2 separate regions of the Mus musculus genome follow, and region 2 is linked to region 1. The links are chromatin contacts, found by Hi-C or POLR2A ChIA-PET in ENCODE. All regions are on one chromosome and are shown on one strand. Each heading gives the region's core, a stretch centred on a gene start or an enhancer-like site at or near the end of the contact. The rest is flanking DNA. Distances are from core to core; before and after follow the strand shown.

Region 1 (7,430 bases), core at 4,121-6,620:
GCAAGCCCTCTTAAGCACTGGGCCATGTCTACACACCCTCCACTTTAATTTTGAGATTGAGGTGTCATTTTGACTGAACTGGCGAGCCAAGAGGCCCCCAGGATTGGCCTGTCTCGTTCCCCCAGCGCTGAGGATCCAGGTCGCTGAAGCCTGGTACTGATGGGAATACTCTACCCAATCGAGCCACCTCTCCAGCCTCTCCAGCCCAAATCTAGTACTTCTAAAACATTTGGAAAACTCAAAATGTCTTACCTTAACTTAGCTGAGCGCAGTATTCTGGTGAGTGAGACACAGTTTCCTTCCATGACGCCCTTTCCCACAGTAGGAATGATGCTCTTGCGGCAAGCAACATATAAAGAGCATGCCAGCCAGTGTATAACTTCTCCCTGCAGGCCAATGCAAACACAATACATGTCTGGAAGAGGCCTTATAAGTTCATTTGTCTGAGAAAATATGGCTAACACAATCCCAAACATCAGTACAGACCCCCCACATTCTTCTTTTTCTTAGAACCATAGCATGAAAAAAAAATTCAGAAAATTTTCTAAATTTCTAATCTACAAAATAGATCTCTTACTTAATTCCAAATTTAGTCTTACTGAAAGAATTCTACTAAAATCTCTTTGTATTATCTTCCTCAATTTTTGACTTTGTTTTGTTTTCAAGACAAGGTTTCTTTGTGTAGCACTGGCTGTCTTGGAATTACTTCTGTAGTAGACTAGGCTGGGTTTGAACTCACAGAGATCTGCTTGCATCTGCCTCCTGAGTGCTGGGATTAAAGGCATGCGCCACATCTGGCATCTTTCTCAGTTTTAAAACAGTCTTGATGATATTTATTTTTTTATGTTTTATGTTTCTTTTTAACCAATTTGGCAAAGAAAAGAAAAAGTAGAGTAGAAAGTCATCAAAGGTGTCACATGTCAAAAATATTAATATTAGTATATAATGTGTCACATTGACATAGTATGTTAATAATCTGACATATGATATATTAATATTATTATCTACAATATGAAGGGCAATGTCAATTTTTTGTGAGGTATAGATTCAGGGTTGTATTTATCCATAGTAAATTATCGTTAGCTAGTAAACAGTTCTCCATCGTTTGTAGGTCTCAGTTTACGTATCTAAAAACAGTAACAACTGGAAATTCAACACTTAATATTCTGCTTTTGGTTTCAAATGTCTTCAAACTGAAAACACCTCATGACTACATGTAATACAGTTGAAGTTTGATAATTAAGAATTATAGATGCGCCAGGCGGTGGTGGCGCACGCCTTTAATCCCAGCACTTGGGAGGCAGAGGCAGGCAGATTTCTGAGTTTGAGGCCAGCCTGATCTACAGAGTGAGTTCCAGGATAGCCAGGGCTACACAGAGAAACCCTGTCTCAAAAAAAACAAAAAAAAAAAAAAACAAAAAAAAACAAAAAAAGAATTATAGATGCAGGGGCTGAAGAGATGGCTCAGTGGTTAAGAGTACTGACTGCTCTTCCAGAGGTCCTGAGTTCAATTCCCAGCAATCACATGGTGGCTCACAACCATCTGTAATGGGATTGGATACCCTCTTCTGGTGTGTCTGAAGACAGCTACAGTGTACTTGTATAAATAAAATAAATAAATCTTTAAAAAAAAATTACAGATGCAGACACCAACATGGCCGTCTAATCAAAAGCCTGAACAAGGATGGCATCTGTAGAGGTGCTAATGTGGAAAGGAGAACCAAGATGAAAAACTCCAGGCAACCAGTGATGCTGAGGGAAGGAGAAAGAGCACAAACAACTGTTTCTCCAGCATCAAACGCTCAGCCAGAAAACATAAACATATGCACCAAGCATACGTATTCATATAGTTAGAAACACACACACAGACACACACACACACACACACACACACACACACACACACACACGGAACAACAATAAAGAAAACGGCCATGAATTTGAGAGGGCACAAAAGGGAAGTACATGGGAGGGGTTGGAGGGAGGAAAGGGGCAGGAAGAGTGATTTAATTAGATCATAATCTCAAGGAAAATGAGAATGCTAGAAAGAATTACAGATGCAGGGCTGGAGAGATGGCGCTTGCTGTGGGGTTGAAGCCCTCCCTCACTGTGATCCCTGGGACCCATGCAAACATGGAGGAGAGAACTGACTCCACAGGGGTTGTTCTCTAACCGCCACACACGCACCAACGCATGGGTCCCCATTAGAAATTAAAATTTTAGTTAAAACATTTTTGTGACAAGGTTAGAAATATACCTCAATGGTAGAGTGCTTAAAACAACTAAACAACAAAAATCAAAGACAGTTCTAAACCTCCAGATCTAAAGCTAAGAAAAGAAACAGAAACTGCTTCCTGTAACTGGTAAAAACAAAACATAACAAAAACAGGTTATAAAAACGAAAGAGAAAGTGTGGGAAATACAGTGTAATAGCTGACTTTGACTAGAATTCAGTAAAGACTTCACAAAAGAAGATCTAAAACTACTAAGCAGCAAGCTACCAGAAAGTGTGAGTGAGGAGAGTGGGTGGAAGAAGCTGGTCAGCAGGGCTCCTGTGGGGAGTTAGAGGGGGGTGGAGTCTGTGGCAGGGATTCTTAGTGGGCAGCAGAGGGAGGAAGTTGCCTTTGCTCCAAGTGCCTTTCACCAACAACTAGAAGAAAAAAAGAACAAGAAGAAACAAAATACAGGACAGAATCCTCCAAACTCAATTCATAAAGGAGTGCTTTCTAAAAGCAAACAATTAAGTGTCAATCAGCTCTGCCTAACTATGGATTTAGAATTTAGATCGTCAGCATTCTCTGGAGTCACAGGTGAATAGTCCAGGCAGAGTGACCTGCAAAAAAAGCACACAACCTGGGCTGAGTTTAACTTGCTTAAGAATTTGAAACAAGCAGCTAGTTGCAGTGACTTGGATACACATTGTATTCAACCATGCTTATCTGAGGAGATCAAATAAGACCTGGGGTTTCTGAATGCTTTTCCAGGGAGTCAAAAAACAAAACAAAACAAAACAAAATATATACATATAATATATATGTATTGTATATATTACATGTATATAGTATATATTATATACATATAAAAATATATTTTTTATATTTTTTTCAACTGAGATGTCATTAAAATTTCCTTTGAATAGCATATGTGTGTGCGCATGTATGTTCATGCACTCACCCATTCATGTATGCATGAGTGACGGCCAGAGTTAGATGTTGTGTGACTTCATCTATCATTCTCAGCCTGTTAGGACAGTCTCTAACTGAATCCGGAGCAGGCCAGAGCACTCCTGGGGTTTGCCTGTCTTCACCCTTCCATGTCTCATTACCTGTAACCCCCCTGGGTTACAGCCCACACTGCCACTGCACCTGCCTTGTATGTGGCTGCTGGGGATCCAGGGGCTCGGCAAGCACGTTCTCTGCCAGGCCAGCTCTCCAGCTCTCTCATACTTTCAGATTCTCCCCGTTTTCCGGTTATGAACCTTCTTTTGTAGATCACTATCTTTCATTAAGTCTATTCTGCCTTTTGCTGAAAACATGTGAGTTAGTCTCAGGTACTTTTCTCTCATAGGAGTATAGACACGTGTACAACAGTTGCTCCCTATTTCCTACTCCCTGACCAGCAATTATTTCGCTGGCAGTCTGAGTCAGAGGAATCCTATATGTGAATCCTGCCCATGTGTATAATGAAAGCTTTTGTACATCTCAGTTAGATGCTGAAATAGTCTGTCTCCATACCCCCTGGGGGATGGCTCCTGTACTCCAGAAGATAGCAAAATCCAAGGATGTTTAAGTCCCTGATTTAAAATGGCAATGCATTTGCACATAACCTATGATCATCTCTAGATTACTTGATGTAAATGCTATATAAATAACATTACATTGTTTGTGGAATGACAAGTCTGTTCATGCTCAGGACAAATGTAATTTTCCCCAAAGACTCTTGATCTGCTGAATGCATGGACATGAATTCCACACACATGCCAATACAAGTCTACTTCTACACTAAGCTTATGACCAATCTGGGTTTCTATATTAGAGTGACTCTAATTCTCTAAAAAAAAAAAAAAGGATGTTGAGCTGTAACACCACCAAGAAAACAGGTATAGTAGTCACTGTCCTGCTGTAAAGACAAATTTTATATATGTGTGTGTGTGTGTGTGTGTGTGTGTGTGTGTGTAGTCTCAGGTACTTTTCTCTCATAGGAGTATAGACATGTGTACAACAGTTGCTCCCTATTTCCTACTCCCTGACCAGCAATTATTTCGCTGGCAGTCTGAGTCAGAGGAATCCTATATGTGAATCCTGCCCATGTGTATAATGAAAGCTTTTGTACATCTCAGTTAGATGCTGAAATAGTCTGTCTCGATACCCCCTGGGTATATATATATATATGTATACACACACACACACACACATATATATCATTAACATATGTGTGTGTGTTACTGGGAATACCTAATAATGATAACAAGCACCATTTATTTTATTCAGAGCCAGATACCACATCAATCGTTAGAGCAACGGCCTGGCAGAGAGGAACGTGGGGCTGAGAAGAGCTTTGTGTGTGCTGACTTTGATCTATCTAACTACAGTGCATGGTATAAACGAACTAACTGCTACACTCGATTAGGTGGAAGAATGGAGGAGTTAAAGGGCTCAAACTGCTGTACCAGGTTGCATGGCAAACTGCGTCACCTTGGGCGCTAAATTAACTTCTTACCGACCCCACTTTCTCCCTCTGTGGAATGGGGATCCAGTGGTGTTTCAAACGAGTTGGGGAAGACATAATCAAAGGGCTGAGCAGCGATGAGTAATTCATTTTACCGCGGGATCAGGTCTGATCGATTTAACGGCAGCACCGCGCCGTTTGGGGCACTGGGCGGCGCGCAGAAATCAAGTTTGAAAGTTGGGAGCCTAGGGAACCCCCGCAGAACCGGCGGCTCACTTTCCGATCTTCGGTTTCCCGCCTCAATCCAAATGGGTGGGTTGGCCGAGCTACACCCACCCTTCCCTCCCCGCACTCCTCGGAGACCCTCGTAGGTGGGGAACTCCCACCGCCCGATAGGCTTGGGGCGGGGGCGGGCCGGGGGTGGGGCCTGGCGAGGGTCGGGGCCGCCGCCCACCTGCCGCCGCTCACCTCTAGGCTGTAGTTGCCGCGGATGGCCGTGAAGTCATCCAGGGCTTCGGCCGCGCTTCCCTCGTCCAGGTTCAGTTCCTGGCACAGGGCCTGCAGCGCCTCCCTGGCCGCGGCGACCGCCGCCGCCCCCTCGGCGTGGGGCTCGTCCTCGAACATATCCCCCTCCGGCCCGACGGGCGGCGCGACCGGCTTCGGGGTTTTCTTTTCCCTCCCGGCGAGCTACCCACAACCCCCCGCGACAAAGCGCGCGAAAATCGCCTTCTTGAGCTCGCCTTCCCTTCATCGTCTGCCTCCGCTTTTCTTCTCAAAAAGTCCCTTTCTCCTCTGGAGCCCGCAGCAGCCCGTCTCCCGGAATGGGATAAGAAGATGGACCTCGGACTCTAACGGAGATCTAGCTCGGGCCCTGGGTGGGCAGCTGCGGGGCTCCGGGCCGCGGGGACGGACGTGAGAGAGCGGGGCGGAAGGATCCGAGCCGGTGCTGAGGCTGCCGGGACTGTAGCTCGCGCCCCGCGCTCTCCACCGCGGGTTCCCTGGTGTGGGTGACTTGGGACTGCGAGTCCGTTCACGCTAGTGGGAAGCCTTCTCCATGACACTGTCCTGTGGACCCTAGGTTTGTCAGCTCCCCGGCGCGCCTCCAGCCCGCTCTCACTGAGCTTTGACCCTCGATGGAGGTGGAGGCGGGAGCTGCCGAAAGTGGCTTCTTCACGTAGAAGCGCCACGTCAGAGACTCCCAAATCTCGCCAGAAAGGGATGCAGGGACAAGGGTTTGGGGTGACGGGTCTCAGCCTCACTCCCAGGATTCTGGAAACTGTCCCAGTAAATAGTCGTTTCAGGAATAGAGATGGTCCTCGCGCTTACCTGAAAGGTGTTTTTAAAACCTAAACTAGAACCTGATCGTTTTCACTCAGAATCCTGCACGAGATCATTTTTTGTCTTTAAAATACAGAAAAATAATAGCATTCAGATGCACCAGGTAACTCGTAACCTTGGGAATATCAAGCTAGTTCTCAGTCGCAGGAGGCTTTTCTCCGTGTGTGAAAATGCTATTGTGCATATCTTTGCATACCTTGCTCTTCATCATTTAAGTCTAATTTTAACCTTCTCAGGCCATTACTGAGCAGTACATCTATAAGCTGACACCTAACTTCTATTTCATCGTCTCCATTGTACCTTATCTGAAATTGTCATACTTATTGATCAGCTCTTCCAAGAGAGTTGGATGGTAGGATAGAATCGTTTGCCTTCACTGTATTCCCTGATTTGGATTATTTCTCTTCTACACTAAGGACTTGGGGCAGTGTGTTTGAAAATTACAGAGTAGTCCTTGTTTGGATGAAGGAGTCACTAGAGAAGAAAACAGGGACGTCAAGGCAAGTTATGAAGGAGTTCCTATGCCCCACTAAAGCCTCATGGTATACTCAAAGCAGAGATTTTAACATGTTAATGATGATTAATTTGTTTTGGACAAAATCCACTGCTGCGGGTATGGCCTCGTGGAGACTACCAAGTTTGGAGGTAGTAGAGTGTTGTCTTACATGACGTATCGGAAGGAATCGTTGAATTAAAATACAAAGGTGTACTGCTCAAGGAAGAGTCCTGATATAGGGAGATGGAAAGCTCTCTAAATCCCTAATAGGCAAATGACAACAGACCAAAGAAATAGCTCCAGCCTCATCTAGCTTTAGTGAGACGGTGAATTAGTTTACTGGGGTTACATAGAGGAGTAGCAGGGGTGACTCAAAGGCATTGCATCATCAAAAAGCGCATTCTGTCCGGGGTGACAATTGCAAAAGCTGCATCCTTGGAGCTCCCTGCGTGCACTAGCTGAAAAATCTCCCTACGGAGTTTGGAGGATCTTTTGTAGAAATCTATTTATTTATTTTTTGTCTTTATTTACAGAGCCTACTGTGGTAGAAATCCAAGTGTGTCTGAAGAATCTTTTTCTTACAGCCTTAGCTCAATGATAAGCCAGACCTGCTCACTCATGAAACAGAATGGAGAGGCCTGGAAGGTGAAGAGAAAGCAGACAGGACCAAATGTACTAGGTATTTCTGAGCGACTGAGTTAGGAGTGGTGAGAGGTTCCAGTGACATTGGAAATGATGGGAGCTGAAGAGATGGCTTAGCAGATAATAAACAAGCGCTTGCTGCTCTTCAAGGTGATGTGGGTTCAGTTCCCACCACTGACAGGGCAGCTGGCAGCCATTCATAACATCAGTTCCAGAAGATCAGATACCTTCTTCAAGTCTCAGCAGTTACCAGCCACAAACATAGAGTACACACATACATGCTGCA
Region 2 (7,528 bases), core at 1,065-3,564, 960 kb after region 1:
CCCACCGGCTGAAGCAAATTCTGTCCATCCTTTCTTTGGCCAGGCCTGCATTTCCCATTTGTGAAAAGATTAAATGGGACCAAACAGTGCATTTCTGATGGTTCCACTTCCTGCCATGTTTGCTGTTTGCTGTGACAGGAGTGGGGGGTGGGATGTCATCATCTGCCTCTCTACTGATTTCAGGGGATTGGAGCAGCTGGGCGCCCTACCGAGTTAGCATCTCAGGCCATCAATCCCAGAAGAGCAATTTGCTCCGTCTGCCTTTTTGGTTTAAAAAGAGAGATACCCCTGTCATCTTGGATTAGCGTCGCTCTGTTAGAGGATCCTTCTAAGTGGGCACAGCCCCCTCTCTTAGCCAATGTTTTCAGAATGTTCGAGTTTCTAAATGAGACCTGACAGGCTTTTGTCCCCCCATCTTTTAAAAATAAAACGAATGTTGCTGCACGATCTGGAAACTGATTTGATTAACCCTGTCACTTCCCAGGGTCAATCTGTCGCACAGTAGGTATGGTTGGATGAGGAGGTGGGTATACTAATGCCTAGGTGGCAGGCCCTGTGCAGGCGCTCCCCTCCTGCGAGTCCATCTCTAGTGCTTGCTCTTTCCTGCCTCACCTGATCGTACATCGTTATTCCCAGAGAAGTTCTCTGCATAATGGCTCCATAGACCTGTGTTTATAGAGGAAACTGAGGCTGAGGAGAGAGCACCTGCCTGTGGCCTCTGGTGGGATTTGCTGGCCTGGGCTGGTTCACACTCATGCTGGGTCCTGGATCTGTGGGCTGGGTTCACACTCATGCTGGATCCTGGATCTGTGTGTAGGCTGGGTTCACACCCTTGCCAGGTCTTGGATCTAGGGACTGCGTTCACACTCATGCTGGGTCCTGGATCTGTGGGCTGAGTTCACATCTGTGCTGGGGCCTGGATCTGTGGGCCGGGTTCACACCTGTGCTGGGTCCATCCCTGTGGGGGATCCCTGTGGATCCCCCACGTCTTGTATCAGCTGCACCTCTCTCCCCATCTCTAAGTGAACACAAAGTGTCAACCTCCCTTCCCTGTTCATTCTTTCCAGAGCACCCAATACCAGCCATCCCCCATTCTGGGAGAACCTTTCTGGCTCAGCTGAGACTGTCCCTAGGACTCCTCAAGAGAGGTCCTCATGATTTTAACTGTCACCAGTCCTCCCCACCAAGCCCACAGGACTCCTGGAACACCAGCTTAATGACCACCATGGTCCACCTTCTTACAGATGGGACAGCTGAGGGACTTGCTCAGGACTACTGTTCCCTAGTTTCTGTACTCTTGCTTCTTATAAAAGGACAACCCCAGTCCTAGTACCTTCTGCCTGGAATAGATCTCCTTTCCTCTCTTATTCTCCTGTCTCTAATCTGTGTTCCTTCCACATAGTAGTCAGAAAGACTTCTTTCTGGCCTGTTAAGTTGAACTATTAACGCTACACAGCCTAGATTTCCTGAGAAGTAAGTTCTAACTGAGGACTTTCTCAGGTCATACTGACATTTGAGCATCTCTACAGATGATTGTCTGCATGGTTAACTGATGTTGGAGGGCCCAGCCCACTGTGGGTGACGCCATTCCCTAGGTCTGAGCCTTTGAGTGAGCCAGCATGCCTGCCTCCAGGTTTCTCTAGGGTTTCCTTAACTGTGAGCCCCCTGCTTGGAGATAATGCTGCATGCATGAAATAGCAAGCAGCCCTGCCTTCAGGTTCATGCCTTGATTCCCTCAAAGATGAACTGTGGTCTAGAATTGTAAGTTGCCTTTGGTCAGAATGTTTTTTGTCAGAGCAACAGAAAGCAAACTAGAACAATACTTTAAAACCTAAATTAAATTATGCTACTCCCCTGCTCCAGAGCTGGCAATGGCTCCTCTCCACTTTACTTAAGCCCAAGTGCTCATGGGCCTCTTGTTCCATGGCACCTTTCCTCTGGCCATAATGAGATGCCATTCTTGGATTTTGCCCTGTAGCCATGGCAACTAGAGCAGAAGAACTCAGTGGTGGCCAGGTCTGTGGTAATGGGGCTAGAGCTGGTGACCCGGGTTGGGGTGGGACTTTGCTGTGATACAATTGCTTGGGGGTCACACACCAAGCAATCCCTCACTTGTACTCTGTAAGAAAGTCAATAGACTCACTGGTTTCACCAAGTTGGACTTTGTGACATCACACTTTAGACTGTCATTGATACCAGTCTGGGGTGATTAGATATCTGCTTTTGGCTACTCCACATGCCAGGACCTGCTCGTCGTAGTCATTGTTCTTGGACCTCCTCTCTCAGGGCTGTCCCTGCTCCCTTAGCTCCGGCAGAGTTGGCTCTCGTCACTTTTACATCGGCTCTTCCCTCTGTCCAGACAGGACAGGCAGACACACGTCTCCAACTTTGTCCCTCATCTGCAGGAAGCTTGGAGAGAGAGGACTCTACAGTGGAGATCTGGCCCCACTTGTGAGGCCTTTGTGTGGCCTCAGAGTTAGTTTCACTTTCTCTGTTTCCTCTTTAGTGGAAGTAGCTGACAGCTTAGCATCTGGCTGTGGCTGGTCTCTTCTGTGGGAACACAGACAGAAGACAGATGTCATGAGGTCATGACCTCAGAAGTAGCTAGTTCAATTCACCCACCTACCCACCCTACCCCCACCCTGGCCTGTTCCTCCTTGCTTCCATCCCCCTGCCTTCCTCTTCCCCCCTCCTCTTTATTCTTTTCTGGTGAACTGTGCTGCTGAACAAGCAGTCTGCCACTGTGTCATACCCCAGGCCACCAAATGATGACTCCTATTGTCAGAGACCCCTAAACACTTAGAGACAGAGCTGTGGGGTGCTTTGGAGATTGACTTACTGACAGAATAATTTCCTGAACACTTATGGAGGCCCTCGGGTGTCCTGAGTTGGAAACCGAGTTTTGTTGAGGAGCTCTTGTCTCCGTGGGGTCAACAGGCAGGTTCCAAGGTGCTAACTGGGTTAGTGGCTCACAGCCTGTGCTCAGAGTTGTGGAGGGGAGGATGTGAGACTCGAGGAGCTGTGTGGAAGATCAGGACAGCCTCCACAGAGGAGGCAACAGTCTGAGGGTTGCAGTGTGAGTTAGACAGACATGGCAGAGCATGGTATTTCTAACCAAGAGACCTGGGTGTACACACGGGACCAAGTCAGAGGGGTAAGGAGGGGTGGAGAAACACGTGATGGGAGTTCCAGGGCCCACGGAGGGAATGAATGAACGAGTTGGGCAGAGATAGCAAAGTGAACCGTTCCAGGCTTGGGGCCGACCTATAAAGAGCCAATTGTTTTGATGCACAGGAGTGGCATGTTTGGGGATGATGACAGTGGACTCATTAGTTGCGTGCTCTTAGAGTTGGACTTTATGATGCCAGCAGCCCTGGGCCTTGTCGAAAGATGAATCCATTGAGGCTAGAGGTGGTAGTGATCTCCACAGGACAACAGCTCCTACTTACCTGTCAGGGGAGGGAGACAGAGGCTGAGGCTAACCTCTCTCAGCCTTTGGCAACACCACTTCCCATCTCTTCCATTTGGGCCTGTCCTGGATTCTCAGAAGACCTCGGTGGGGACAGTGATCCTCTTTGTAGACATTTCTTTCCCAATGTGTTCTCCTGGCTGTGTCGTTGCCCCTCTGGAGCCTCAGTTTCCTGCCTTCCTGATGGGTGTGGTAGATGCCACATGGCTGAGGACAACAGTTGGGCGCTCTTGACCTCCTCCCAACTTATGAGGGCACCAAGAAGGAAGAGGGCAGCTGTCACCAGAAGTCCTGTCTACCAACTGGCTGTTGGCAAAGGCGGGGAAACTGAGGAACAGAAGTTACCTCATCACACCTAATGTGTTTTGGGTGGCAGAGGCCTCCTCCTCCAGCCCATAATAAGCACACCTCCCTGAGGGCCTCTAGGTGATATGCAGGACAGCCCTGAGGAAAGGCAGGCTTTCCACTGCCCTTCCATCTCCAGAAAGCCTCTGTCCCTAGGTACAACTGAGAGCTTTGGTGTCAGTCCTGGTTTGGGAGCTGGTGCAGCAATGGCCCAGGGCCCCGATGGGTGTATGGTTGGGTGTATCAATGGGCTGAGTCACTGACCCTGTACTCACAGACCATGAGTGTGACCTGAGCCAGCCCCAGCAGTATTTAAGACTGACCCTTTTCAAAGGGTCTCCAGGCTCTGCTGCTCTGAGAACTGTGGGTAACGACAGAGTTAACCTCACCCCGAAGTCTCAGTTCCCCTCAGCCTCTCAGAGGGAGACTCAGGAACCTCCCCCACACCACTCCCCAACACTGAATGAGACTCACACTGTGGCTTAGCAAGCAGAGAGCAGTACCCACTGCGGGCCCAGTTTGGCCAGCCCTACGTGAGACAGAGCGATGAGCTCAGCTTGTTTTCCCTCTGAGGTTCTTGCAGAACATCTGTGCTCACTCTAATTGATATTGATGCCTGCTCACTGTTTGACATTTACAAAGTTCAAAGAGCCAAAAGAGGAGAGGGAAAGTCACTGAAAAAAAATCACCAGCGGAGAGCAACTGTTGACATTTGTTATATCTCTCCAGCCTTGCTCTCTGATGGCCAAACAGCTGTAGACTTGCATAGCTATGCACTGCGTTCTTAAAAACAGAATCACGCCATCCTTCAAGATCTGGGTCTTGAAAGCCTCCCCTGTGCCAAGTACGTGCCGGGTGATGGACAAGAAGGGCACAGTGCCTACTCTTGTGAAAGTCGCCATGCCAATGTGGCTCCTACCTGCCTCCTGATCAGTCTAAAGCTTCTCAAAGCCACTGGCGTTTCCACAGCATGTGTATCGGTGGTCTAGAACTTCACTCGATATATGCACTCAGTTTTATCCATCCCCTTTTACCATACATTCAAGCTGTTCCCCTCTGTTTTCATTACTGCAAATAGAGGCATCCCTGTCGCTGTGGGCTCAAACAGTAGGGCGACTATTCAATGTCCGTTTCAACCTCCTACTGTGTGCTTTCTGGTATGCAGAGTCTGGAAGGAGAAAGATGGTATTTCCCAGACTCCTTTGCACCTAGGGGTGGGAGATCAATGAGGTTGTGCCTATTAAGATGCATTTGTGGGAACCTAGAGAGAGAGACAGACAGAGACAGAGATAGACAAACAGACATGCAGAGACAGAGACAGACAGACAGACAGACAGACAGACACACACACACACACACACACACACACACACACACACACAGAGTCTAGGATGGTCATATAAATCCCAGCAATCAGGATGCAGAATCAGGGTGATTGCCCCAAGTGTGAGTCCAGTCAGAGCTCATACTAAGACCCTGTCTCAGGAAACAAGCAGGTGAGTGCTTGTGTGACATTTAAAGACAAAGGAAGATGGAGGTGACCTCCTCAAACTTCACCTTTTTATAGCTGAGTCTCAGTGCCTGTCAGCCACTCCTGGGCTGAAAAATGGTTTGGGGTACCAGCAGTATCTGCAACCCACAGATTAAAACTAAGGTACACACATTCCCGAACATGACTCCTAAGCTTCTGGGTTGCCAACAGGGATGGGTGATGGCTTCTCTAGACAGGCCAGCTTGGTGTGACACCTGAAAGTCAATCCTAAAGGCTCAGGCCCACTTCTCCAGGTCTTTCGATGATTTCGCAAGAACTCAGTTTCCTGTATTAAATTACTTTCAGTTTAAATGTGGTTTTCTGGGCTCTGGGTGTGAACCCTGAGTAACAAATTATCCTGGAGCCTGTCAGCACGCCTCTCTTCAGAATGAGTTTCTGCCTGCGTGGACTAGGCCAGCCTTCCTCATTCCCTCAGCTGTTTTGTGAGATTCGAGGCTCTGGCATTAAATGTGTTCCACCACAAAGCCCAGAGGGTGACAGATTCATCACTAGGATCAGTGTTAGGATATTTGTTGCCTTACTTCCAGAGGAGGCTTCAGCAAGCCGTGGCAGCGTCCATCCATCCGTTATCCCAGCCTTGGGACGCACAGGAGGCTGATGTTGATGCTGGGCTACAGAGTGAGGCTGTGTGTGCTTCAGGAATCTAAAACCATCCCCAAACACTTCCTACCGTCGGTGTCACCCCCATCCCCCTTCCAGCATCACAGGCAACAAGGGATCAGCTTCCTATTCCTCTAGGTTTGTCTATTCTGGACATTTCATATAAACGGAATTAAGCACCATGTTCTCTTTGTATCGGTCTCTTAGCACAATGTGTTCAGAGTCTAGGGATATGAGACACACGTTAGAATATCATTCCTTAAATTTTATTTTCCATTGAGATGTATAGCCTTTGGTTCTGACTAATTTAGGTGTGTGAATTTGTTAATTCCAATGTTTTCAAAGAATACAGTTTACTAAAAAAATAAACACACATATTTTTATCTCCTTTATTTATATGTTTGTATGTATATCTGCACATGTGTGTGTGTGTTTGTGTGTGTGCCCACGTGTGCGTGTGCACATGAGGGGTGCCACACATAGAGAAGACAACTTACTGAAGTCAGTTTTTTCTTTCCATTATGAGGTCTTCTGTATAGAGGCCAGAGATCAACCATGGGTGTCGTTCATCAGGACCCATCCATTTTGTTTTTCAGAAAATTTTGTTGACTGACTTGGAACTTGCTGATTAGCCTAGGGTAACCCCAGGGATCTACCTGTCTCCTTCCCAGTGCTGGGATTAAACATACAAGCCACTGTGCCTAGACTTAAATATAAACATATATTATATTTATCATATATATATATATGTAATTCATCTTGCTATTTATTTAGCTAGACAGTGTGTAGAGAGGTAAGACATTCATGCATCCATGTGCCATGGCAGTAATGTGGAGATCAAAGGAAAACCTTCAAGAGTGAGTTCTTCCTTGCCCCCATATTGCTCTCAGGGGTTGAATTCAGGATGTCATGCTTGCACGGTAGACACATCACAGACTTCTCTGTCTTAATTCTTAGGTTACTGCTCAGAGTAATGGGTCTCAACACAGCACTTCTGCACATGCGCCTTTATGCTTTGTTCTAATGCCCCCCTCCCGTGATGCCCCTTGATCAACAGAGCTTGTATTGACTTTAGATGGCTGTGGGGAGTGCCACCATCTTGCCGGTGAGCACCTGCTGGTCTGACTTTTGACCTCCTCTCCCTATCCCGGGCTCTCTCTGTTCTCAGCGATGCTCTATGGTTTTTATTATACAAGCCATGGACTTTCATTAAATTTGTTCCTGAGTATTTTATTCTTCTGGCTGCTGCCGGAACTAAAAATTGCTTTCTTAATTTCATTTCAGACCGTTCACCGCCAGGGTGTAGAAATACCATTGATTTTGTACATTGATCTTGTGTCCCTCAACCTTACCCAAGTGGCTCATTAGTTCTAATAATGTCCTGCGGATCTCTTCCCGCTTCCCTGTATAAGCTGACAGCATCTGCAAAAAGAGATATTTTTGGTATCTTTGTTTGTGTTTTGCTCGTCGAGACTGAGTGTGTAGCCCAGGCTGGACTTGAGCTAGCAACCTTCCTGCTTTAGCCTCGCCAATGCTGGAATCCCAAGGATGCTCCTTCATTC

The links. A loop is a pair of places that touch in the nucleus more often than their neighbours do. ChIA-PET counts read pairs that join two places held with the same protein, here RNA polymerase II (POLR2A).
Region 2: a loop to region 1 is called in a map of T-helper 17 cell, with 3 times the contacts of the local background. The contact joins the enhancer-like site here to the promoter of Rbl1 in region 1. A Hi-C loop is called at or near these places in 1 of 37 maps with a recorded cell type or tissue (T-helper 17 cell). POLR2A ChIA-PET finds 5 or more read pairs at or near these places in 1 of 5 experiments (embryonic stem cell).

Annotation. Positions count from the first base shown.
Region 1 is chr2:157,199,164-157,206,593 of GRCm38, forward strand. It overlaps Rbl1 (RB transcriptional corepressor like 1), which reads right to left and starts at 5,371. Exons shown (of 22, transcript NM_011249.2): 1 at 5,137-5,371; 2 at 253-386. The coding sequence starts at 5,292.
Region 2 is chr2:158,157,582-158,165,109 of GRCm38, forward strand. No RefSeq gene overlaps it. Among named protein-coding and RNA genes, the nearest start is that of Tgm2, 15 kb to the left of the region's middle. Within about 2 kb of position 2,315, at least 1 of the 3 ENCODE cell types and tissues checked has a DNase peak (open chromatin) inside an H3K27ac peak, as active enhancers do.